Regions from separate parts of the Mus musculus genome. Here all the other regions are linked to region 2. A link is a loop called in an ENCODE intact Hi-C map of the cell type or tissue named here. Cell type or tissue: gastrocnemius. All regions are shown on one strand. Region 1 holds the start of Gm51998 (a long non-coding RNA gene). Region 2 overlaps F730043M19Rik (RIKEN cDNA F730043M19 gene). Region 3 overlaps Gm40874 (a long non-coding RNA gene).

What was found. A loop is a pair of places that touch in the nucleus more often than their neighbours do. Peaks named below come from ENCODE experiments on the same cell type or tissue, not always from the same donor. Only the 100,000 strongest peaks of a DNase experiment are listed, where the experiment ranks them.
Region 1: a loop joins it to region 2, with 2.5 times the contacts of the local background. A loop is called at or near these places in 5 of 42 quality-filtered maps.
Region 3: a loop joins it to region 2, with 6 times the contacts of the local background. A loop is called at or near these places in 23 of 42 quality-filtered maps.

The regions. Positions count from the first base shown.
Region 1 is chr12:32,932,514-32,940,513 of GRCm38, reverse strand. All of the region lies in intron 2 of 4933406C10Rik (RIKEN cDNA 4933406C10 gene), which reads left to right. Gm51998 (a long non-coding RNA gene) reads right to left here and starts at 3,642. Exons shown (of 3, transcript XR_003950243.1): 1 at 3,540-3,642; 2 at 2,792-2,877. In gastrocnemius, no CTCF peak of the experiment used is centred here; a DNase peak (open chromatin) is centred at 4,068.
Region 2 is chr12:33,104,758-33,112,757 of GRCm38, reverse strand. It overlaps F730043M19Rik (RIKEN cDNA F730043M19 gene), which reads left to right. Exons shown (of 6, transcript NR_015602.3): 6 at 621-1,047. Among named protein-coding and RNA genes, the nearest start is that of Cdhr3, 16 kb to the right of the region's middle. In gastrocnemius, a CTCF peak has its summit at 3,017 (motif pointing right); DNase peaks (open chromatin) are centred at 1,483, 3,014 and 6,876; H3K4me3 peaks cover 733 bases; H3K27ac peaks cover 1,102 bases.
Region 3 is chr12:33,022,947-33,030,946 of GRCm38, reverse strand. The region is part of intron 2 of Gm40874 (a long non-coding RNA gene); the gene reads right to left. Among named protein-coding and RNA genes, the nearest start is that of Gm40874, 31 kb to the right of the region's middle. In gastrocnemius, CTCF peaks have their summits at 2,457 and 3,660 (motif pointing left); DNase peaks (open chromatin) are centred at 2,042, 2,681 and 3,651.

The DNA of each region.
Region 1 (8,000 bases), 170 kb after region 2:
AGGATTACAGGCAAATAAAAGCACACTTGGTTTTGTGTGTGTGTGTGTGTGTGTGTGTGTGTGTGTTATATATATATATATATATATATATATATATATATATATATATATATACTACACACACATACAAGGATAATTATACCAGCATTAATAGAACATGGGGGATCAATATAAAGTAGGATTATTCTCACCTACCTACTAGTGAAAATGGGACATAAAAGAAGATTGAACTGTATTCTCCTGTCTTTTAGTAGCTCAGTTTTTATGTGTGTCCAGCATCCTTTTGAGGGCAACATATTCCCTTCTCCCACATCCCAAAGTGTTCCTACTCATGTGATCTGGCTTAGGTTTGAGTATGTGGTCTATGCTCAGTTAATCTGCATATTTTATTTCACTAGGAGCAGTGACTGGTTTATGGAAGAACATAAAATATGAGTTAAGCCAGCAGAAATATTTGGGTATTTTATCAGCTCTTCAGAAAAGTACCTTTTTCTGTGGGTTCCTATCTAATTCCCTAGAGGTCCAAAGCAGCTAGAAACCATCTTGCTACTTGTAAGAGAGAACCAGTCAGCTTAGCGGGGACTAAGGCGCCTGAAGAGGCTACCTCCTGTAGCCAGGCAGGACTTACAATGGAGGGAGAGAGGGCCACCCCACCCACAAAGCCTTTAACCCAAAATTTATCCTGCCTACAAGAAATTCATGGATAAAGATGGAACAGAGATTGAGGAAATGGCCAACCAATAATTGGCCCAACTTGAGACCCATCCCATGGGAGAGAGCCCATCCATGACACTATTAATGGTACTCTGCTATGCTTGCTGATAGGAGCCTACCTAGTATAGCTGTCTTCAGAGAGGCTTCATCCACAGCTGATGGAAACAGATGCAGAAACCTGCAGCCAAACAATGGCAGAGCTTGGGGAGTCTTGTAGAAGAATGGGAGGAAGAAATGAGGGAGCCAGAGGGGTCAAGGCCACCACAAGAAGACCTACAGAGTCAACTGACTTATGCCCATGGAGACTCTCAAAGACTGAGAGTACGAAGGGGCTGGACCTAGGCCCCTTACACATATGTAGCAGATGTGCAGCTTGTTCTTCATGTGGGGTCCCTAACAATTGGAGTGGGAGCTGCCTCTCACTTTGTTGCGGGCCTTTGGATCTTGTTCCCATAACTGGGCTGCCTTGTCTGGCCTTAGTAGGAGAGGGTGTATTTAGTCCTGCTGCAACTTGATGTACCAGGATGGGTGGTGGGTACCCATTGGTGGCCTCCCCTTCTCTAAGGAGAAGAGGAGGGGGAAATAGAGGGACAGGGTGTAAGGGTGGGGCAGGGAGGAGAGGAGGAAGGGGAGCTCTGATTAGGATGTAAAGTGAGTAAATAAATTAGTGGAGAGAGAGAGAGAGAGAGAGAGAGAGAGAGAGAGAGAGAGAGAGAGAGAGCAAGCACGCCAGCAGCTTGGAGAAAAAGCCGAGTAGAGGCAGGCAATACTAGAAAGGATGAGGTAACTGAGGAAAGGCCCTGCAGACACTTCTAGCTGTTGTGAGAGACCTCTGTGTGGATGAAACAGGGTAGAAGGATGAGGCGGGTACCAGACTTTGAAGAAGCGAATATGCCTGTGCCTCACCAAAGAATAAGTTGCCCTTGTCAGGAGAGGCTGAGCTTTCTCAGGATATTTGCAGTGATGGGATGGTGCCAGCAAAGACCGCGCTGGGACCTGAATTCATGTCCCTGAGTAAGCTCAAGATTGCCATATGCCTTTCCATCTCTCTGAAGTCTGCTTGTGTTTTCTGATGTTAGCCTGAATCGCCTAGTTCACCTGGAGGAAGACATATTTTTAAAAATTAGGAATCAGGACTGGAGAGGTGGGTCAGTGGTTATGAGTCTTTGTTGTTCTTGCAGAGGATCTGGGTCCAGTTCCCAGCATCCACATGGTGACTCAACCATCTGTAACCCAATGTGTGTGGTACATATACATGGTGTGCAGGCCAAACACTGGCACAGGTCCCCAGGCTTTAGCAGAACTGACACCATGGTAGAGGCACCATTCTGACCTTAAAGCCCAGGCCCAGTACCTGCAAAAACAGGAACAGAAGCCTAATCCATCAAAGACCTAGTCTCCTAGAGCTGAGCGTTCATTTACACGTAACTCATCCCAACCCAAGGATGGGAAGGATAGGCCTAAGGGAAAGTTACAGGTGTGGAAATGGAGAGGTGGAAAATAATGGCTAAACCAGCCATGGTACAAAAACCCAAAGACAGAGAATGCTCATGAACAGGAGAAAGGATACATTGTGACACATTTTTACAACTGAGTATTACATGGCAGTAAAAAGAAATGAATTGTGCTAACTCACAAAAGTGTGGCTGAACATAGCAATTAAGCAATAAACAGTAAATGAAAAAATAAGTATCCCAAATTTATACATAGATTTTATAGATTTAACACAACCAATATAAAAATATATTATAGAAATGCATATGAGTATAATACAATATATTTTTTAAAGTAAAGGAATTCTGAATGGTTTCTTTGGGTAGGGACTAAGATGTAGAGGTCAGATGTAGCCAAATGGACGGTATGTCAAGAATATAGCTTTTGTTCTGTAGGCTAGGCTCATAGGCACTCAGAAAATATTAAGAATAAATATGTAAAATCCTAGGTCCAAGCATAAACAGCCTGGATTTTGGGGGAAACTGAGGCCGATGCTTCACTGGGACTGAAAACTCAGAGCAGAGGCAGTGAAGGGCAAGGAGGTGAGGTGGGGAGGCAGAGAGCATTGTCCAGGGTGGCTTACCTCACAGACAGCACGGGAGAGATAGGGCTGAGAAGTAGGCAGTGTGAGCCTGGCCACAGGACACTCTTCAGGCCGTTTTGAGTGTCCTTGGGAAAGGAGGGAAATTGTCAGGCTGAGTCTCTAACAAGAAGGCAAAGTCCCATAGGAGCCACTTCTGGGTGCTTGTCAGCTTGCTCTGAATGGCAGTTAAGGATCCAAAATTTGTGATGTGTTTCTACTGAGTCTGGAACTGGTGGAAGATGTTAGGACTGCATATCCTGCATCTTACCGTGATTACCCAGCTACAGCAAGAGGAAAGTCCTGGCTTTCCCAGCAAGACTCTGCTGATCCCAGCTGGGTTTAGTTCATACTGTGGCAGCAACTGAGCCAGCACTGAGCAGAACATTCCAAGCCAGAGTAGCATCGGGGACAGGAGTTGGGGCAGCAGAGCCAGGTTTAAATTCCAGTGTGAACTCAGAAAAGTTCCTTAATTTCTCTCAAGACTCATATAGTTTGTGGAAATAGCAGTAACTACGTTTAAAACGTTGTTTGGGGAGCTAAGAAAGAGAGAATCACATAAAACAACCAGCAAATCTTTGGTACCTACTAAGTGCTGGAAGAAAACCTTTTACTCCCACTCCATTCTCCTCCCTGTCACAGTGATTGTGAGACATTGTTGGAGAGTGGGGTGAGCAGGTCCTCACTCACTCCATCTTCTTTTTATTCCTTCACCCTCTTTTCCTCACCCCGATTGCCCCAGGAAGCTAACCTCATACTACAGGACAAAGGAGAGAAAGATACATTTTCTCCCTTCCTACCAGCAGGCTGTTGTCTCTGCTGGTGGAACGAATGTCATTCCAGCTGAAGCCAGGCACTTTAAGCTGGCAGGTGATTTAGCTCTTCAAATACCTATCAAATATTTATTCTGCATTGGGGCAGAGCTCACCCAGCAGGACAAAGGTACCTTTGCCCTTATGTTAAATGTAAGGCTGTGATGGCAGGCTTCCAATTTGTTGCAAAGATGTGTTTGCTCCCTTAAGACTTGCTGTTGGGGCCACCTGTTCGCATGGCCATTCCTTTATGTGTCTAGCTTGCCACAGAGGGAGCCCAGGTCAGCCAGACACCTTGGTAGCTCCTGGGATTTACTTTAATTCAGAATTGCTTCTCTTTGTTGGTTGGTTAGGAATATCTATTTCAAGGTCCAAGGAATGGCCCCTTAGGTAAAGGATCCGAGAAAAAGGCCAGGCAAGGTGATGTGCACCTGTAACTTCAGCACTGCTTGGCAGGGGCAAAAGGATTCAGGCGGCATGCCAGATGGCCAGTCTAGCTGAAATGGTAAGTCTTGAGCCTTGTCTCAAAAAGGCAGGTGGGGAGGGTAACTTTCTGTTACACAGGAAAGGTAACTTGATGTCAAACTCTGGCCTCCACAGGTGTGCTCATGAGTTAGTTCTGGGGTCAGTCTTGAATCCCAGGAAACATATGCCTATGTCCATTTCCCAGTTTGCCTGTCTTATCTGGCTGTATGCCCTATCTTTACAATGTCAGCATTGGTTCTTAAGACTAGATACTCACTCTCACACTGCTATGGTGCTGAGACGTGTGGTAGAGTGTACTGGAGTTTCATGTTTTATAGACTTTGATGAGCTTTGGCAATTTTCTTTTCTTGTTTTTATTTGGCTTTTTAATGTAGGGGTAAATTGAAGCTAGGTGCCAGCCACTGCCAGAGCCAAACCCTCAGAAGGGGTTCCCCTTATGTCAAATGGCTTTTTAGGCTCATGTGGAGGTTAGAACATCCCCAGTGTGAGCTTGCCTTTCCCCCTTTGAGCTAATCCCACGACCTTAAGATGCAGAAAATTCTGGAAGGGTGGCACACTCCTTATATTCTGTTCTCCTGCTCCTAGTTAATTTCCCATGTCCAAAGATACTGGAAGCCTTGATTATTTTCCAAGTGGGAGGAGTTCAGAAGAGCAAGAAGTGATTTAAAGATTTTTGTACCATTGTGCTCTTAAAATTACCTTTGCCTGTCCTCCCAAACACACACACACACACACACACACACACACACAGAGAGAGAGAGAGAGAGAGAGAGAGAGACAGAGACAGAGACAGAGAGACAGAGACAAAGACAGAGAGACAGACAGAGAAAGACAGAGACAGAGAGACAGAGGGACATAGAGACAGACAGAGACAGAGACAGACAGAGAGGGAGAGAGAGAGACAGAGAGAGGTATGCACACACACACAGACACATGTATGCATGTACGCATGCACACCAGCACACATGCAGAAATGTACACATGTTCTTGCTCCTTTCCCCTCTCCCTCTTCCCAATTTTCCCTCCTCCTCCTCTCCCTCTCTTTCACCCTTTTTGTTAGACAGACCTGTGTACCCCAAGCCTTAGCCTTAAGATTATAGATGTATGTCCAACAAGGTTACAGACATGTGTGAGCAAACTGCCTGGCTTGGGGCCCAAACTGAGGTCCTTGTGTTTGAACACTTGACAGACTGAGCTGTCACTCAGACCTGAGGAACAGTGACCAATGTTTTAAACTGTCCCAAGTCATATAGGGTTTTTGTCTGGGTTAAAGTTTATTAGCTATTTAAAAATTTTAGGGTATGGGTGTTTTCCTCTATGTGTCCCCAGAAGCAAAGGGAGGGTGTTGGATCTCCTGGAGCAGGAGTTACAGATGGTTGTGTGCCTTCATGTGGGTGCTGGGAACTGAACCTCGGCCCTTTACCAGGGCACCAGGTGCTCTTCACCAGTAAGCATCTCTCCAGCCCCATCATGGATGTTTTATATGGAAATGTTCAGAAGCTTGAAACAGCAGTGGCTATAAGGACAACTGAGAGATTATGTGGCTCTCTGGGACCCAGAGGGAATGCTCACTAGGTAGGAGTTATCCTGAGTCTGCGTACAAGTGATTAGTGACATTTTTTATATTGAATCCTACACTGCTTTCTTGTAGAAGTAGTTGCTGATTACCATTCAAATTAGCAATGTCCGTCTGTATAGGCTAGGGAAGTAAGCAGAGGTCAGAGGCCAGCGAAAATAAAATACCAGAATATTATCCCACAAAAGGTGATATTTCACTTAAGTACTAAAAACCTCTGAGAGCCCAGAATCTGGGCTCTCCAAGAGAAGAAATCCTTACAAAATGCTCTTCCCTGTGACATTAGTCTACCTTCATGAAGGTTGTCAATTATGGGAGTCAGTACCTTTCAAGTTAAGATGTCTCCAAGGTAATGTGAGATTGTATAATGAACAGTTCCCAAATCAAGTACCTGTGTGGCTCCCCCCAGTCAGACTCCTCATTCCCTGTGGGCCCCTCAGAAGGTTCAGGCTTCTTTTGAGCTGCAGGTTAGAGGCCTGAGAGTTGAGCCATGTTTTCTTCCCTTTCTAGTCTCAGAGAATCCATTTATCACCATTCAGTTGGTTCAGAACCAACTTAGAAAATGCTGAGAATTGGTTGTTGAGTATATACTGTGGTTCTTTTAAGTCTGGAAAGAATTGTTGCATGTATCCCTGCACAGAGCCTTCCTTGTAACCCAAAAAGCAGCATTATTTATACTTAAAAAAACCCACAGTTTTAAAACTTGCAGAAAGCATTTCAGAGAGATGATATGACTTCGCTAAGTTCACACACAGAGAGGGAATGGTCTATGGACTTCTGCTGCTCTACAGTTCACCTCGTTCCTGAAGAGGCGCCATTTGCCTGCCACGCTTCTCACAAACAACAACAATGCTGACAGCAGCCAATAACATAAGAGAGTCACAAGATGCCAGGCATACACCCAGTTCTCCCGCCAGTCATTTAATGATTCAGACTTTATAACAAACATCATCTATGGTTGAGTAAACTGAGTTTCAGATTTGGCAGGTTTCAGAGAGGTTAAGCATACTGTTTAAGGTTTGCATAGTCAATATTCGAACCTACCACTAGTTGGTTCCTGTATGTGAACATACCTATCTCTATGACCTGGCCAGGCCCGTTGGTGTCTCTTCCAAGGTTTTAATTTCCCCCCAAATGGGAGATTCGAGCAGTAGAAGCACACAGAGTGATCTCAAAAAACATGGGCATCAGATGGGTGGTTGTGGCACACGCCTTTGATCCCATCACTTGGGAGGCAGGGCCAGCCTGGTCTACAGAGAGAGCTCTAAGACTACCAGGGCTACACAGAAAAACCCTGTTTCAAAAAAGGGTCCACACAAAATAAAGTTGTGTGTTGTGTGTTTCCCCCCTTTGTTCACCTGTTTTTTTGTTATAAGGACCACAAGCCTTGAACCTAGGGAGAATGAGAAAACAAAAACAAAAAACAAACAAGCAAACAAACAAACAAAAAACAACTATTTTTCTTCTGCCATAAACTCTGCATTAGTCAGAAGGGACATGTTGAGGATTGGTCTTTTGTTATATATCATAATGCTAATTATTGGTCCCCAAGATCTGGTTGCCTCAGGATAAGGCAATAGATGCTATGTAACCTTGTTCCTTAATTTAAAACTATTGGTTAAATAAAGATGCCTACAGGCTATGGTTGGGCAGAAGAGAGGCAAGTGGGGCTTCATTTCCGGGGGTTGGTGTCTGAGATGAGGACAAAGAGGAGGAGTAGAGAGTGAAGAGAAAGGAAGATGCCATGTGGTAAGGGATCGTGAGAACTGGCCATGATGGTTTGCCAGCTAGAGTAAGAGCAGCCCAGGAGGAACACGGCAAGTCAGATCTTGGGATTATTGATAGGGAAGCAGATACTAATAGCTTAGAGGGTAGATATCTGCCTAGCTCTGATGCTGATTAAGGCTTATAAATATAAACATGCTGCGTCTTTTATCTTGTAACTGAATGATCAAAAGCCAGAGTAGAACCGCCTGATTGAGATTAAAAATTTACTACAACAGGGACATAGAGCCTAAAGGGAAAAAACAAGTAAAATCCAAAGACTTGAAGATATCAGAGTCTGTATCCTAAATGCCCTCCAAAGACCGGTGTGTTAAGGCCTGCCATCCCCCTGGGTGGGGGGCAAGGAGGAGTGGAAACTTTAGGAGGTTGCACCTACAGGTGTCTTTGCGGCCTTGAGCGATGTCCTTAGAGGGGATGAGGGAATTGCAGACCCTTCATCTCCCCTCTTTCTTGCTGGTCAGGAAGTGAATGGCTTGGCTCTGCCATGCCCTCCCTGTAGTGCTGCTTTACCTCAGGTGTAAGCAATGGAGCCAAGCATGGCCTGAGTACTGTG
Region 2 (8,000 bases):
GCCCTCACAAACTGCACATGTGCGGACATGATTCTGTAGGACTTTGGCTCTCTCTGATGGGAACTTCTTTTCTATTGGTTCAACTCTTCTCCCGTCTCCTCCTCCCTCCCTTCTTTGCTTCTTCCTTTTCTTTTTAAACCCCCATTATTATGCTATACAATCCTGTCTGTCTTTTGTGGCAAGGAGACAGATGGGACTCAGTCCCACAAGCATGCCCTCTTGCCTGGAGCTCCAGCACTAGACCAAGGTCTGTCCTTTTCTCTTTAGATCTGATCAGTAGATCTTCATCATATGTAACTAACACTAATCTGTTAATAATATATATCTTTCCGTCTGTACTCTGATTTCCTGTTTATCTCACAACTTCTTTGTTCCGTTGGTTTCTCCAAACCAAAAGCCAAGTAACATCTGCGCACTGCCCTTGCTGGGAACGACTCTTGCTTGCTCTCTGTCATCTCTAGGCTTCCTTCCTTTTATTTTTCCTTGCCATTTATTTGCTGAAGAAACTGAGCTTTTTGTCTCACAAACCAGTAAATACCGGAGTGTGCCTCTTTCTTACCTGTAGTTCTGCTCAGCTGATAGCTGATCATCATGAAAACACTTCTTCCCCAAAACAACAGCTTCCGTGTCTGACATCTGATCACGCTGAGGAAGACCCTGGCCTAAACTCTCCTGAGACAACAGCACCGAAGAACGATTAATCCTCCGGCGGTAGCGACTAGTCTAGTCTGTTCACTTAAAAGAAGCCAAACAGAAAACTGCCTGCCACCCTTAGCCTCACACCGACCATGAACTAGAATACGAAAGCCCCGCTTTGTGTTTGTGAACTCGTGGGGCTGATAAGAAAGAACACAGCCTTGGAGCTAGATGCCTTCTGGTTTGAATCCCAAGCTCGAGTTTACTAAGTACAAACTTTTTCTCAGAATCTGTGTCTGATTCCTTATAAATAAGGATAATGTCTCTTTCACCAGGCTGCTGAGATGCACCTGCCATGTATGGTGAGTTCAATAAATGTTTCTTTCTTTTCTGGCTTAGGTTAAAAATAGGAACTTGTTTTTTGTTTGTTTGTTTGTTCGTTTGTTTGTTTTTTAAAACCCTCTTAGATCCCCAGCTTGTTTAGATCCAAACATACACGTGACATTTACCAGCTTCATAAACAATAGCGAAGGTTTTCAAACACGCTCTAGAAAGGAGAAGGAGAGCCAGAGCAGGAAATACCACACTCTTTCCGGCCTTGTAATTAGAAAGTTCAAAAACATTCTCCCAAAGCTAGCATCATCCATTTCAGGCCGAAAACATGCTATGCTCTGGACTCTGGAACTTGAGAACACATTCCTTCTAGCAGAACACGAGTTCACTGTAAGTGCCTCAGAAACATATGGATGAAATTTCCCTGAAGCCACTCTAGGGGTTAGGAATTAGGAAAAGAGGGCTCGGCAGAAAGCTTTTGGGATTTCGCCAGGCCTAAACGGACTGAGAAAGTTAGGACACAAGGCAGATCTTCAACGCTGCCAAGTTTACTCACAAGGATTTATAATTAGAGTTCCTTTGAAAAGCACTGCCTCACAAGTGGCAGAAGACAAAAAAGCCTTTGTTCTCAACATTTCAACAAGGTTGCTAGTCCCCAGATGGACTGTTACAGGCTCTCAGCTGACAGCGTGCTCGGAGCCACAGCATTGCCCGTCTATGGCAAGTGCCTGTGTCCTCTGAGGTCTCTTGTTTCCGGTGAGGAGTCCCTGTGAATTCCCGGATGAAGGGAACAAATCTCGATGGGTATTCTTGAGTTACGGTGCAGAACAGCTGTGGGACAACAATCAGCTTCCTTCTCCCATGTAAACTTCCTCCTCCCCGTTTATCTTTGTCAACTTCCCCAACGCTCTGCCTTCTACTTGTTTCATTCTCCATTAAAATCAGCCCAGTGGAAGGTGGCTGTGTGTGAGAATGTTGAGAGGGGAGAGCTTTAAAATGTTGAAGGGCTCCAGCACAAGATTTCAAGGGGGACCGAGGGCTTTAGGGATGGACAGTTGCAAAACCCCAAGAGTATGAATGAAGGAAGTCTCCCAGTACCTATGATGTATGCTGCCATCCTGTCTTCTTGCCCACTCACTAAACCAAGTTTTCCCAAAGCTGTGTACCCGTTTTTCTCAGACAAACATCAGGGGGGCCTGGGGCCTGGTGTCAGAGTCTCTCTCCTAGGATACAGCAATGGACAGAATAGATGTAGACCTTGCCTTGCCCAACGGAGCAGGGAAGATTGGCCTGAAACCCATAGATGTATAAATCCAAGTTGTGATCCAAAAACACCACGAAAAGCAGGATTAGGTTGAAGGTTGGACAGGCTGATTTGGAGAGACTGCAGCGGTTTCTGGCCCAGGAACATCTCCCTTCCAGCCCAGTGCCCTCTAAGGAACATAGTCATTGGATGCCTGCCTTAACAACACCCCTTTTCCTAATAGAGCGTCAGAAACCCGGAGCACCAGTTTGCTGATAGGTATATCTAGCTGTTTTCTCAGAAAGCACAGGATGGCTGGAGAGGTGCTGACTACACACAGCAGTGTGCGCAGCTTTACAGCTCCATGTGCGGAGGAGTAACTCCAGGAAGTCCACCTGACATGGTGCGAAAGGTCCCAGAGGAGCAAGAGACGGCCAGGCCAGTGTCTCTCTGATTACTTCACTTGCATATTGTTAGTGACTTTTAAATCCTTTCCCCTGCCTTGCCCAGTTTACTATGCAACAGCATATTACATGTTACAAAGTAACACAGTCAATAGTAACTTGTGGTCAAATCTTCATCCTATGACTACTGGCTTTCTCTTTGTATCTGTTTCAAAATGGGAAAAAAATCTGAAAATAAAACCAAAGCAACTTATGAGGATGTTTGCATGGTTGCTGTGTGGAAGTGGTGCTGGCCTGAGAAGGGCATGCCTGGCTCTGACCTGGGAGAGAGGGAGGAGGTAGGCTGTGGGAGGCTGGCTGCCTTGTCTGCTTAGAGAGTTAAGACTCCTGTGGGGCACTAGATGGCAACATTTCCCTAAAGCTAAACACAGCAGAGGCAAGGCCCTGTGGGCAGGTCAACCCTGCCTAGCTCCCAGTCCCAGTACATACATACTATGATACCCAAAGCTATGGACAGAAGAATGAATAGACAGAAAGCAGAGCCTAAAGAGCTCATCACAGGAGTCCTTGCTAATTGCCAGCAGCTAACATGGTCACACCATTAATGCACTGTTACACCATCACAACTTTCAGCATCATTACCAACACCATCACTGTTACCACCATCACTGTCACCATCCATCACCATTATTATTATCACGGTTGCCGTGATCACCATTACCACTACCACATCGTAACCATGGCCAACCCATCATCATCACCACCATCCCACTCTTCCCGGCAGCATCACAGGCATCATCACTGTCACCATTATTACTACTGTCATCACAATCAACATCATCACCACTATCACCATCACTACCAACACTGCCACTCTACCCACCACCACAATTGCCCTAATTAAATTTTTATCACATCTTCATATCATATCATTGCTACTACTAAGTCTTTTATGCTCTATTCATTCTATTTGTTTGTTTATTCTTAAAGTGGAGTGACTCGGAGGTTAAGAACACATACTCTTCTTACAGAGGAGCCAAGTTCGATTCCTGCCCGGCATCCACATCAGGCAGCTCACAACTGCCTGTAACTTCAGTTACAGGTGGTCTGGTAACCCTTTGACCTCCTTCTTTTCCTCCAGCACACACACATAAAATAAGTAGCAATTAAAGCTGTTCTTAAAAATAAAAGAAACTTCACTTAGATTAAAAGAGAGATCTGGCTAGAGATGAACATGTATTTAAAAATATTTTTTGGCCAATATAACTACAATTATATTGATATGCTGCTGTCTGGTATAAAAACTTTGGGGAAATGTTTTAATGGCTCCATAAGAATGGTTTCTCTTTGCGTTTGGGGGGTAGGTATTGAGCTGCAGTTGTCCTTCCCAGGGTTACTATTGCTGTGATAAAACTCCATGACCAACAGCAAGAAAAGAGGAAATGGTTTACTTGGTTTACATTGTAGTCCACCATTGAAGGAAGCCAGGACCAGCCTAGCTCAAGCCCAGCCTGAACCTGGAGGCAGGAGCTGATGCAGAGCCCATGGAGGGATGCTGTTTACTGACTTACTCCCTGTGGCTTGCTCAGCCTGTCTTCTTGTAGAACCCAGGACCACCAGCCCAGGATGGGCCCTCTCATATCAATCATTCATGAATCACAGGATTGCCTACAGCCAGATCTTCTGGAAGCATTTCTCAGTTGAGGTTCTTCCATATCAGATAATGATGATAGTTTGTGTCAAGTTGACATAAAACTACCAGCACAGCAATATTTGAAATCAGTGCTGTGTGTGGACTGAAAAGGCCCCCTGGAATTGTGTTTGCAGTATCAATGGATTTAGCACAATCTCTGCTTAGCAACCACCCCTACTTCCTAGTCCCTGGCCCTTTCACTAGTCACCTGGCTCTGTGTGTTCCTGAGGAGGTAGACCAGCCGACCAATGGAGAGAAGGGTGCAAAGCACTTGACACAGACAAATATTTGCTAAACTTCCCATTTAATTGGATTGATTGAGTAGAGTGTTTCTTGTGGACCAGAAGTCAAACTAAGTGAAAGAGTAGCAATCAAGGTGTTGTTGGTGGTGACAATGACAGGGAGGAAGATGCCAAGGGAGAATCACCGGCAGAAGTTGATTGATGGCTGCCTGACTTAAACTGCCTTTTTCTCCTCTAAAGCTGTATGCTCCACAGCTGCCACTTGACAGAAGTAGATTTTTCAACCGCACTTCTATTCATGCATCCAACCAACAAGCCAGTCTCCAGCATTTCTCATCGTAGTCTCGGTCTCTAGGGATACGGCAGTAAGCATCTGCCCTAGCAATGCTTACACACTGGTGAAGAAGAAAAGCGGATGAAGAATTATTAAGTATAATTGAGGTTTGATAAGTGCCAGTACAAAAGTGAAGCAGGACTCAGACCCGGTGAGAGGTAACATTGAGTATGTGTTTGGTGTGTGTGTGTGTGTGTGTGTGTGTGTGTGTGTGTGTACGTGTGTTTGGTGTGTGTGTATGTGTGTGTGTACATGTGTTTGGTGTGTGTGTGTACGTGTGTGTGTTTCCTTTCATTAGATTATTCAGATTCACCAACAGAGGCTACTTGAAAGAGATTCAAACACAGAGAGCTTACTAAAAAGAGGTAATGAGTCACATGAGTGTCCCTGAACTAAGACCACTATTGACTGACAAGTCTGGCGAGCAGAACCCAGGCTTCCTGCCGCTGAGCACCCGTGTACTACTGAGCCCGCTCTGCTTGGCTCCTTTCTGGTTGGCCCTAGTTATACGAAGAAGGTTGAGATGGCAAAGTGCTAGGTTTGGATGGATGTGCCCTTCCAAATTCCATATGTTGAAACTGAACCTTTAGGTGGCAGTGCTTAAGTTAAGTTAGAGGGACCATCATGATCAGAATTAATGCCCTGATAAAGGATGCTTCCCAAAGCTGTCTGTGCCTTCCTTCTGTCCCTTCAGCCTTGTGAGGCTAAAGAAATGTCACACTCTCCAAAGAAGGGTGACCCTCACTAGATACTGAATCTACCAGGGCTTTGGTCTTGGCATGCCCAGCCAGTTCTCTGAAAGCAGGCGTGATTGCAAGGGGGAAAGAAACATTATCAGAAACGAATGCAAATGGCATGAGAGCAGTTAATATGCATGGCCAGCTGGTTCCACTGAAAATTTGCTAAAAATAATTGCTACTCCATAGAGATGATCAGCAGCCCTCTCTCATGCTCACTGTGTGTGCTTCTTCTCGCTAGTGTACCCAGTGCGTTATGCAGCTGGTAACTTATTTTCCTATTAACGGGGCTTTAAAATCTACAAATTGAAGATTATTATTAATGGTAAATAATTGCTACATTTGAATCTGCTCTTGCTAGAAGTATTTAAGTTCAATGAAATGTAAGGCAACCTTGAGGGAAAAGGAGGGCGTTGACAGTGGGCCGAGGGAAGAGTGAGTTATTACACACAAGTGACAGAGGCCTCAGTCAAAGCAATGCTGAGTGAACTTTGCCCTTTAGGTTGGTTTGCATGGGGTAGACATGGCTGGCTTTTTATCCTTCGCCTGGTTCAGGCACTGGATAAAGGCTATAGCCAAGTGGCACCCTGCAGAAAATACAATGGATGAAGCCCTGCCCATGCCTGGGGTCCACTGGGTTAGGTGAGCACAAAGGAACGGCAGCCAGGGGTGTGGTACGAGTAAATGAGGCTGTGGCTTGGGAGGCCAAGTCTCTTAGAAGCTGCAGATGGGGAAGCTCTGAACAGAATCATACTCTGGTCTGTTTACTGACAATACAGCTTCTTCTAGAAATCTCTTCTAAATGTGTGTGTGTGTGTGTGTGTGTGTGTGCGTGTGCGTGTGTGTGTGTGTGAGAATACCCATATATGTACTTACAGGTACAAAGATGCATGCCATGCATACATGATTAAGCCAATCCAAGAGCTATTAATAAAGTTATATGATTATAAGTGATGGTCAAATGATTATACAATGTTCCTAAATAAATAAATAAAACCAGGATGTCAACTTCACCAGTCTGGACATCACCTGGCAGCTAGGAGGCCCAACGTACTGTGGAAGGGACCCAGTTAGCTCATGACTGGACATACTGTCCAGTGACCCCCCCCCCCTCCAACCCTACTCCCTGCCACAGCTCCCAGCCAGACTGCAGTATAAAGCCATCAGGATCCGAGCTGTGACAGCAAGGCTGTCCTCCAGCTCAAGGACACAGAGGGCTCAATCTGTTCTCAGTGCTTCCTTTCACACTTGCTTGCTTCGCTTGGGATTTCCCAGGGACATGGGTCTGTCAACAGATCTCTCGGCAGCACATTCTTAAACAGACATGACAATGAAATCAATAGCCCTGCTAGAGCTGCCAACTACTGCCCAGGGCAAAGGCAGGACAGCTTTGCCCAGGCCTGGTGAGGGGCTCTGAGTTTCCAGAGTCTTTTCCTCTGCCTGTCTTTCTCAGAGCAGAGCCTTTGTCCTGAGTCAGGAAGAAATGCAGTGAACCCACCACAGGCAGGGGATGTGGCCAGATAGACAACCTCAGAAATGCATACAGAAAGAAGACCACTGCTCATCGTCAAGGACCCATGTAAGGGGTAGGCAAGAGTAGGAAGATCCGAGTAATAAGCTAGGCACCCCTGATTCCCTACTTCCCCTTACTGTTCCCCAGTTAAGTTCACTTGCTTAGAGAACTCATGGGCATCAGTGAATAATGACATGTGAGCTTGCATGCCCTCCCAAGAGCCTGCCAGGTCTTACACGCGTTCTCGCGACCGGCCAGGAAGAACGCAACAAACCGGAATCTTCTGCGGCAAAACTTTATTGCTTACATCTTCAGGAGCAAGAGTGCAAGAGAGCAAGAGCTCTATTGCTTACATCTTTAGGAGCCAGAGCGCAAGAGCGCAAGAGAGCAAGAGAGCAAAGGGCGAATGGCGAAACCCCGTCCCTTTTTAAGGAGAATTATCCTCCGCCTAGGACTTGTCACTCCCTGATTGGCTGCAGCCCATCGGCCGAGTTGTCGTCACGGGGAAGGCAGAGCACATGGGGTGGAGAACTACCCTTGACACATGCGCAGATTATTTGTTTACCACTTAGAACACAGGATGTCAGCGCCATCTTGCAACGGCGAATGTGAGGGCGGCTCCCCACAGCCAGGGAGGCGTCTAGAACTGAAACACAGAATCCAAATGCCCTTGTTTCAGTTTGCCTCCCTCTTACCACCTAGCAAGAAGTCTTCAGGCCAACAGCCCCTCCCTGACCATGTAATGCTGCCCTGGACCCTGCATCTGGGCACCAACACTGCCTCCAGCCACCACCTTGCTCAGCTCCTACTCTTATTTGCCTCACATACCTCTGACTGCCCAGGTGACCAGTTAGTCATTTGCCAT
Region 3 (8,000 bases), 82 kb after region 2:
TCTCTCAGGCCCTGTTCCTACATCAGGTGAAAGGTCCTTTGTGGAATCTCCCCAAGTTACTTTAGATTACACAACTACTTCCCCTGAGGGCAATGCCTGGTATCTAGCCCATTATAGCCATTGCTCTCAGCGATGTATTGGCAGAGTAGAGAACCCCTCTGTTTCTGCAACACTGAATTTCCTGCCAAGATTCTAAGCAATGCTACCAAGAAGCAGAGAGACAAGCTTGGACAGGGTTTCTTAGTCAGAATTATTCCTTTGACTCCAAGAAAGGCTAAAGGCTCTTGCTCAACCCGAATAAGCAATATGTTGGATCAGCTCAGTGCAGAAAGGTACAGTTCTGCTTGTCTGCTTCCCATTGGGTCCTGAGCTGTGAGGAGACTCGCTCAGTTTTGCACACAACTCCACATCAGTTCTTTGGAAGCTAGCGCTCGGGCCTTGAAATGGTGCATCCTTCTGTTTCCATGGGTACAGATCAAAATGGTCACTCCAGGCCTCGAGTCTCTTCTAGAAGTCTCCATTCCACAGGAGGCAAGGCATGCGTAGAAGCTTTGTCATCTTTCCGCATAGTCTCTAGAGGAGAAACAGGCCCAAACCGGAGCCAGTCCAAGTCCAATTCCTTAGCAAGCTCAGAAACGTTTAAGTTTCCACGAAGCAGCCTGTGGCGGCTGTGGCTGCCTTGGAGCTGGCACAGCTGACAGAGGTTCCGCCGGTTAATCTGATTTATAGGCAAAGCTCACAAGAGCGCCACGCCTGCACTGCCCGTCTCATCTGTTCTTCCAGTCAGAGTGCACACACTCCAGCTGGCACACCAAAGGGCTTTTTAAAAGTCACCGTTTTACTGTGATTTAATTCACATACCATAGGATTCAGTGGGGTTGACTGTATTCACAAAGTGATGCCGTTAGCACCACCATTTAATCCCCAAATATTTTCTTATGCTCCTGAACAGTCACTCCCACTCCCAGGCACTGTCTCCCACTAAGCACCTTTCTGTCTTATGAATTTGCCTATTAAGGTATTTCATATCAACGGGACCCTTCGCTATTTATCCGTTTCTTTCCTATATACTTCACTTAGCATAACGTTTCTGGGATCCAGGCATATTTTAGATGTATCAGTACATCATTCGTTTCCTAGCTACATAATTCATAGTTCGTTGTATGCACGCACCACATATTTATCCATTCATTAGTGGGTATTTATTTTGGTTGTTTCTTTCTTTTTGATGCGGTAAATATTACTGCAATGAATACCGTCCTACCGGCTTTTGCGTCGACACGGTTCTTATTTATTTGGGGCATGTCTCAGAAAGGAATTATCAAGTCACATAGTAGCAGCTTTTATGAGATGCCGCCAGATTGCATCCCACAGTCGCTGCATGAGGCTCTCACAAGGATCTTGAACAGATAGGCGAGAGTTGGTCTGCCCAGCTGCAGAGTGTGGCATTTGACCCTTCCAAGATCCAATCCTGTTGGCTTGAGGGGCCAGGCTTGGTTTGGAGTACCTTTCAGACCAGCAGACAACCCCAGCCATAACAGTCCGAGGGCGGGTCTGGACAAGCCTCTGGGTTGCCATGGGCTAATAAGTGAGGCCTCTCACATCTCGACACCTCATTGCTGACCTCACAGGTTTCCCTGAGTGGGTTCTGAGTTTCAGCTTCTTAGAACAGATGAGTGAAGATTGGAGACTTCGTTCAGGAGCCACAGAGCCAGGAAACCAGCTGAGCTATGTGTCCTCTGCCTGTATGGGCAAGGCTCAACTGTGAAGGCCTTTGATTTGTGTTCTGAAGATGACCAGGTCCTAAATGGATATTTTGAGTCTCCCACAGCCCGGCCCAACCCAGGCCTTTACTTTGGATGGTGTAAAAAAAGGAAAAGTGTCTGCAAGGGGTGGGACCAGCTCTCCTGTTCTCCCCGCCTTCTAGCTGGCTCTTCGGAATCCGAGCCAGTTCCACTGCGCTGCCCAGGAGAGGTGCAGCATGCTCTCCCAGAATGCCAGAGCAGGCGAGGGGCGGGGCCCTCTCTGGGCAGTCCTTGGACATCAACAGCAGATGGCCGCAGGCCTCAGCCCAGACCAGGGACATCTGCATGGTTTGGGGTGTTAACATGTGCCACAAACATCAACTCAGACGTGGCGCTCAGCGGCAGCACCGGTCTGCACATCACCATGGCCTCAGATGGGAGCGCTGGCCTCTGGTATCAGCCCATTCTGCACATCCTCGAGTGTTTCCAGTTCCGCTTGTCTTCAGAGTGCACAAGTCATTCGGCTTCTCTTTAGCTCCACCACACACTTACTTATACATCATAATGGCGCCCAAGATGAGAGGACCACACGGCATACGTGCAGCTCAGCAAGGGCAGGCTCTTCTTTCCTCAGGTGCCTCCCAAGGCGGAGAACCAGGAGACTCGTTTCTTCCCTAGGCTGAAGGGAAGCAGTTACTTGCGTCTGCCAGTAGAGGTGCTTGCTCCTCTTTTGCCTCTTTGCTTCACCTGTCTGACCCAGATGTGCTTTCGAGAAGTCCTTCCAGGCTGGTCACTCACTCCTTTTGCACAGGTCGTTCAGGGGCCTGTGGTCTCAACACTTGCAGAGAGCAGCCTCAGGCATCCAAGGTCAGGATCTGGCTCATTGCCACCTCCCCCAAACAGCAGCAGCAATGTGGTTATTGGAAACCAGGAAATGCCGCCCAAACCTGGAAGGGAAGACAGCAGCCAGCTACCCACAAGTGGCCTTTTCCAAGAAGGTTCCAGGACAGTTATCATGGCCCTTTGCCAAGCAAACTATGGCTATTGACCAAGGCAGCCCCCAGTTTGTCTTTTCACAAATTAATCAGTACTGTCACAGTAAGGAGGTTATAGTACGCCGCAGAGTGGGAATCTCTAAGGACATTCCTAGAGTCCATCTTTTTAACAATATCTTTCCACAGATGCAGGCGAATGAAGGTCCAAAATTCTGTCTGGCTGTGCAGGTCACTGTGTTTATATGAGTGTCCCCATGGTAATTTAAAGCCCTTTCCACCTATGTCTGCCATATGCTGATATACCTGGGAGCTTTCGATTGATCTGCTTAGTGTGTGCACCTGAAGACACTACCTACAGAGAACTGAAGCTCAGAAGGACCAAGCAATGGTTCTTCGCCTGGCTGGGAGTCACCACATTACAGGATCACAGCGTTAGGTAGGTTGAGAACCACTGAGCTAGAGAGCTGCTGGTACTGTGGCGAAGGATCTCAGGGGGCAGGGTTGAGGTTGAGTCAGAAGGAAAAAGAAGGCTCTGCTCTGGATATCCTAACCGTCCTAAGGGTTAAAGAAGGCCTCTGGGATGGGGACTTGATAGGGAATAGGTCACTGATAGGAGGTAGAAATGAAAGGGGAAGGAAGGTGGGAAAGGAGAAGAGAGACCCGAGGGAGGGGCTTTGGCTGCTGGCTCTCCTGCTGGGAAGCCCCCTGCCTGGAGTGGAGCTTCCAGGAGCAAGGACAACCTCTGTTCTCTCAAGCAGGACCGACAAAGGGCAGCTGAATCACAGGGTTTCTCAAGAAATCAAAATTCCTAGCACACCCCTGGGGCCTCGGGGAGAAAAACTGACAACGTGTTGATTGAAAACAGACCTAGCCATGCCCTTCTTAATAGAAGGCCTGGATCTCACAGGTTCACAGCGACACCTAGTGGTCTCCTTAGGCAGCTGCCTCCTCCTCAGAAATAGTGATGCTGGAGGGAGGGAGAAAGATGTCCTGCCAGGGCCAAGATTCTGCACACGTTCACAGTGTAGTGAGACATATCACACTCCGGAGGTGGGGGATTGGCTTCCATACCGTCCTCTCCGGCGCTTCCCAGGAGCTGTGTGTGCCTGGCACGCCTGAGATGTTCTGAAGTGATCATCATTTCCTCTGGCCTGATTCTTCTCATTTATTAAATATAACTATCTACGTGTTGGTGGTGACACTCATGTTTTCCACCAGGAGATGCTTTATCGTCGGATTATGTGTTCAGAAGTTAGAATGACCATGCTCCTGTCTTAGTTCGGAGTCCTCTGCTTAAAGGGGAAAGCTGCACATCTTTCAAAGTAATAGCACATAAACGAGTCTGTCCCCTACCTCTTCTCCCTCACTTCATGTATGCTCTGGCTAATCTGAGGGCTTCACAGGGGCAGAACATGTTCAGTGTTAGCTCAGTGTCTGGAATATTGCCGTTACTACAAAAAAAAGTCAATGAGGGACTTTGGCATCTTAATAAAGCAGTTCACAGATATAAGCAGAAAGCCAAGGTGACCAGCTGGAGCATCCTAGACTCCTGCAAAACTTTTCAAACCAGGAGACCCTTGCTAGGTTCTCACTCATGGCTGGGAGATGTTTTGTTGGTATCAGCTCAGAGCTGCATGTGTACATGGCCAAGACAAGCTGATCAGCTATTTGTAGGGGTTCCAAGGCGATTAGAAGCACAGCCATGCTCTGATGACCCCTCACTGGAGACCCGCTGGATACCTTCTTTATGAGGACACCGTGAGCTTCCAGTCACCCAGACTCACTGAGAAGAAATATCTTCAAGCCATGTTTTAATTCAAGTTTTATTGGCCAATAGTGTTAACTAGCCTCCCTTTGTTACAACAGACATAGGTTCATGGCTAATTGGGAGGGCCCATGTGGAAACAAAGAGCCTTGGCTCAATCTCTCAGTCTCTCCAGAGCCAGGAAGAGATAAGCAGCCTGACCGTTTAGGGATAGTATAGTGGGCATGGTCTTATGGCTGGCAGCTCAGCATTTTAATAGCTTTCCCAAACCTGGGGAATATGACACTGCTTTGGAAATGGCTCACCCAAAGATCCTGGTAAGGGCATGTCCCTGCTCCAAGGAGGTACAGTGGGGGAGGGGGGAGGGCAGTGGAACCACTAGGAAGTGGGATCTGGTGGGAGGCGTTTAGGTTGTTGGGGATTGTCCTTGAGGGGAGTTTTGGACAGCTTCTTTCCATCCTCCACACTCCTCCCACCACTGGGGGTAAAAACTTTTCTCTGCTATGTGCTCTCTGCCCTTGCCATCTTGCACCCCCACCAGAAGCCCAAAGAAATAGATCTTCCCAGTCTTGGACTGAACCTCCTAGGACTATAAGCCAAAGGAAGCATTTTATCTGTATAAGGTAACTGCTTCAGGTGTTTTCTTATAGTAACAGGAAACTGACAAACAGCCGTGTTCTAGAGGGTACCTCACTAAGGCAGGTACCAGAGCTCTGTTATAGTCTTCTGGGCTAGGCCTCAGGCATATGATCTAGGCTGTGCCCATCAGTGAGGCATCATGAGTCTGGACGAGCAGGAAGCCAGGGACTACTTCAAGATGGGATTGTCTTGGTGATGGGGGTAGGCAGAGGGACAGAGATGCTCAAAGCAGCACGTAACAAAGGCCTGGGGCCAGACACGTGGGAAGCTGAGTGCTTCATTGACTCAGAGCACAAGTTGCTTTGTGACCCTGAGCCATGTGGAGAGTCTGTGAGCCGTTAAGGTGCTTTCACAAATACGGCTTCTATTTCAACCAACCATAGTGAAACTTCCATGTCTGTAAGAACCTCAACTGATAAATTCACTGGGGAAATGATAATGACTGAGATCAGAGAACCAAGCTTGTCATGCAGAAAGCTCTGGCTTTGAATCCCAGCACTGTATGCACGCATGTGCACATAGACACATTCGTGCCTACACACACGCACACACACATGCATGTATGTACACAGCACAAAATCAAAGGTCATTTGGTAGTTAAAGACAGTTCAAAGATCTTTGCTCGATTGCCTGCTGGAGGTAGAAGTTATTATGAGTGCTGCCTGCTCAATATTTCTCAGGCTGCAACCATTTTCTATGTTAGGCTCGATGTTCTGGTGGGGCTCTCAAAATTTGCTGGATGGACAGCTAAGCATGTGACCTACACCAGGCCAATCAGGTGGCTGCTGCCCCCAAGATCTGTGACTGTTCAGTCATGGATACATCTCTCAAGGTGAGCCTAGTCTCTCAAAGAGCCTAGTGCTGTAGTTTCTGGCTGCCAATCTGGAAAGCCAGTATTAGCTAGTTAATGGGCTGAGGAAAGGGCTCTGCCAGCCAGAGGATGACTGCGACGGGAAGGGAACTGTGATGAAAGCTGTTTCCTGAGTGGTGTTGAGCACATGTGTCCAGCGTTACTGAGGTTGGTCCTGGCTTCAGATCACTTTCCCGTTGTGGAAATCACCGAGTGCCCTTGTCAGTTCATCGAGTTGGATTCTGTTACTTTAAACCATAGGGTTCTGATGAAAATGATGGCCCAAGTTCAAATACTAGATTTTCCTTGGCAATTCTTTAAAGGGATTGAATTACCCTACTTACTGTAATAGTCACTTGGCCACTCTTCAGGCCTGTGCCTTCATTGGAAAATAACTGATATGAACCTGCTCCAGGTTGAAGAGAGTTTGTCCCCTTTGAAACTTATGTTGGGACTTGATAGTCATTGGGGTATGTTGGGGGGGGTGGAGTGTCCAGGGAGGGGTTTGTCTGTAGAGAGCAGAAACCTCATGAATATAAGGATGCTTTAACTACTGAGGGAGTTTGGCCCATGCTTTCTGTCGTCTGCATGCACCCACTTGCCACTCTGCTTTCTGTTCTGAAGTGAAGAAACTTGAGGCCCTCGCCAGAAACCAAGCAGATGCCAGCCTGCACCTTATCTTACAGTTTCTTGTCTCTAGAACTCTGGACTACATAAATTTCTTCCTACCAGCAATGGCCTAGCCTCATTATCCTGTTACAACATCAGCAAACAGTCAGAGACAAGCCCCGGCTGTTCTCTCGTCTATATTAGCATCCTGGGAAACATGGTTGTGTTGGCATACTCTTCTCTCTGTGAAGCTGCCTCCTTCCTGTGATGTAAACGTTTGCCCATGTAAAAGTCTGCCATTCTCCATGAAGCCACTTCTTTCAGCACTTTCTCTGACAAACACTGTTGTAACATTGTAACAATATATACCTCCGTGGCAGCAGCAGGTGCATGTTTCCCCTTAAGCACAGAGCGGTACCCACCTGTGATTGGTAGGCCGCCAGCCACTGCACCAAGGCACTTGGGTTCCAAACTGCTGCCTGAGTGCCTGCATTTTTCATTTAGCTCTTCTGCGTGTATTCATGACTCGTCTCTGCTTCCAGTTGACTCGTTTTCTTTCTGTTCTTAAAATAGGTTTCCTGAATTATCTATCTGTGAAGTCTCTCATTTGGGCAGAATCGAGTAGGGGCACATCAAACAATGCCAGGTGGTTTCTGTACGGACTCACCTGGTGAGAACACAGAAAATTGGATGAGGGAAGTTTGGTGACAGTTCCCTCCTTGGTGACAATGACAATTTTCCTAAGGTGGGAGTGAGAGGGTTGATGTGTCATCTTCCGTGATCGATAGGTCTGGAACACTCCCTGGTGTATTCATAATGGAAGATGGAGATGCTGATGCTGATAGAGGAGATGGGTGTGAAGAGCTGGCTCCCTCTGCAGTGTATCTCTTCTTCCCGCCTCACACTTACTGGCTCTCTGAATGGTGTCAGGCTTTATCATCTCAGAAGTTCGTTTGTGATCTTCTGGTGACTTTGGTGCTGTGGGTTTCTGGGGTGATGTTGAGAGGCAAGGAGTGTGAGACATGTGGACCCCCAACATTCCTTTGAAACACAGAGCATGCATTATGGTCCTCACTGTGGGACTAGTGGTCTCTAGGTGGGGCATGGCAGTGAGGGTTCAGCAAGTCTCCATTCTTTTGGAAGGTCTGTAATTATCCTCTGTGACTGGGGGCAGGGTTGTGGATAACCACCTGCTGCCCTCAGTCTTGACCTGAGTAAATTCTGTAGTATTGTACTGTCAAGACCTCCAGCTTCGAGCCAAAGTCCTTTAAAATTCCCAGAAGGCTCCATTTGGAAAACCTGCCTGGGCCCATCACTATGGAGGTGTAGAAAGTGCCTCTGTTAACTTAGTGTGTGAGCTTTTAATGAACCGGAAGACATGCTAATCCCCCTTTTGT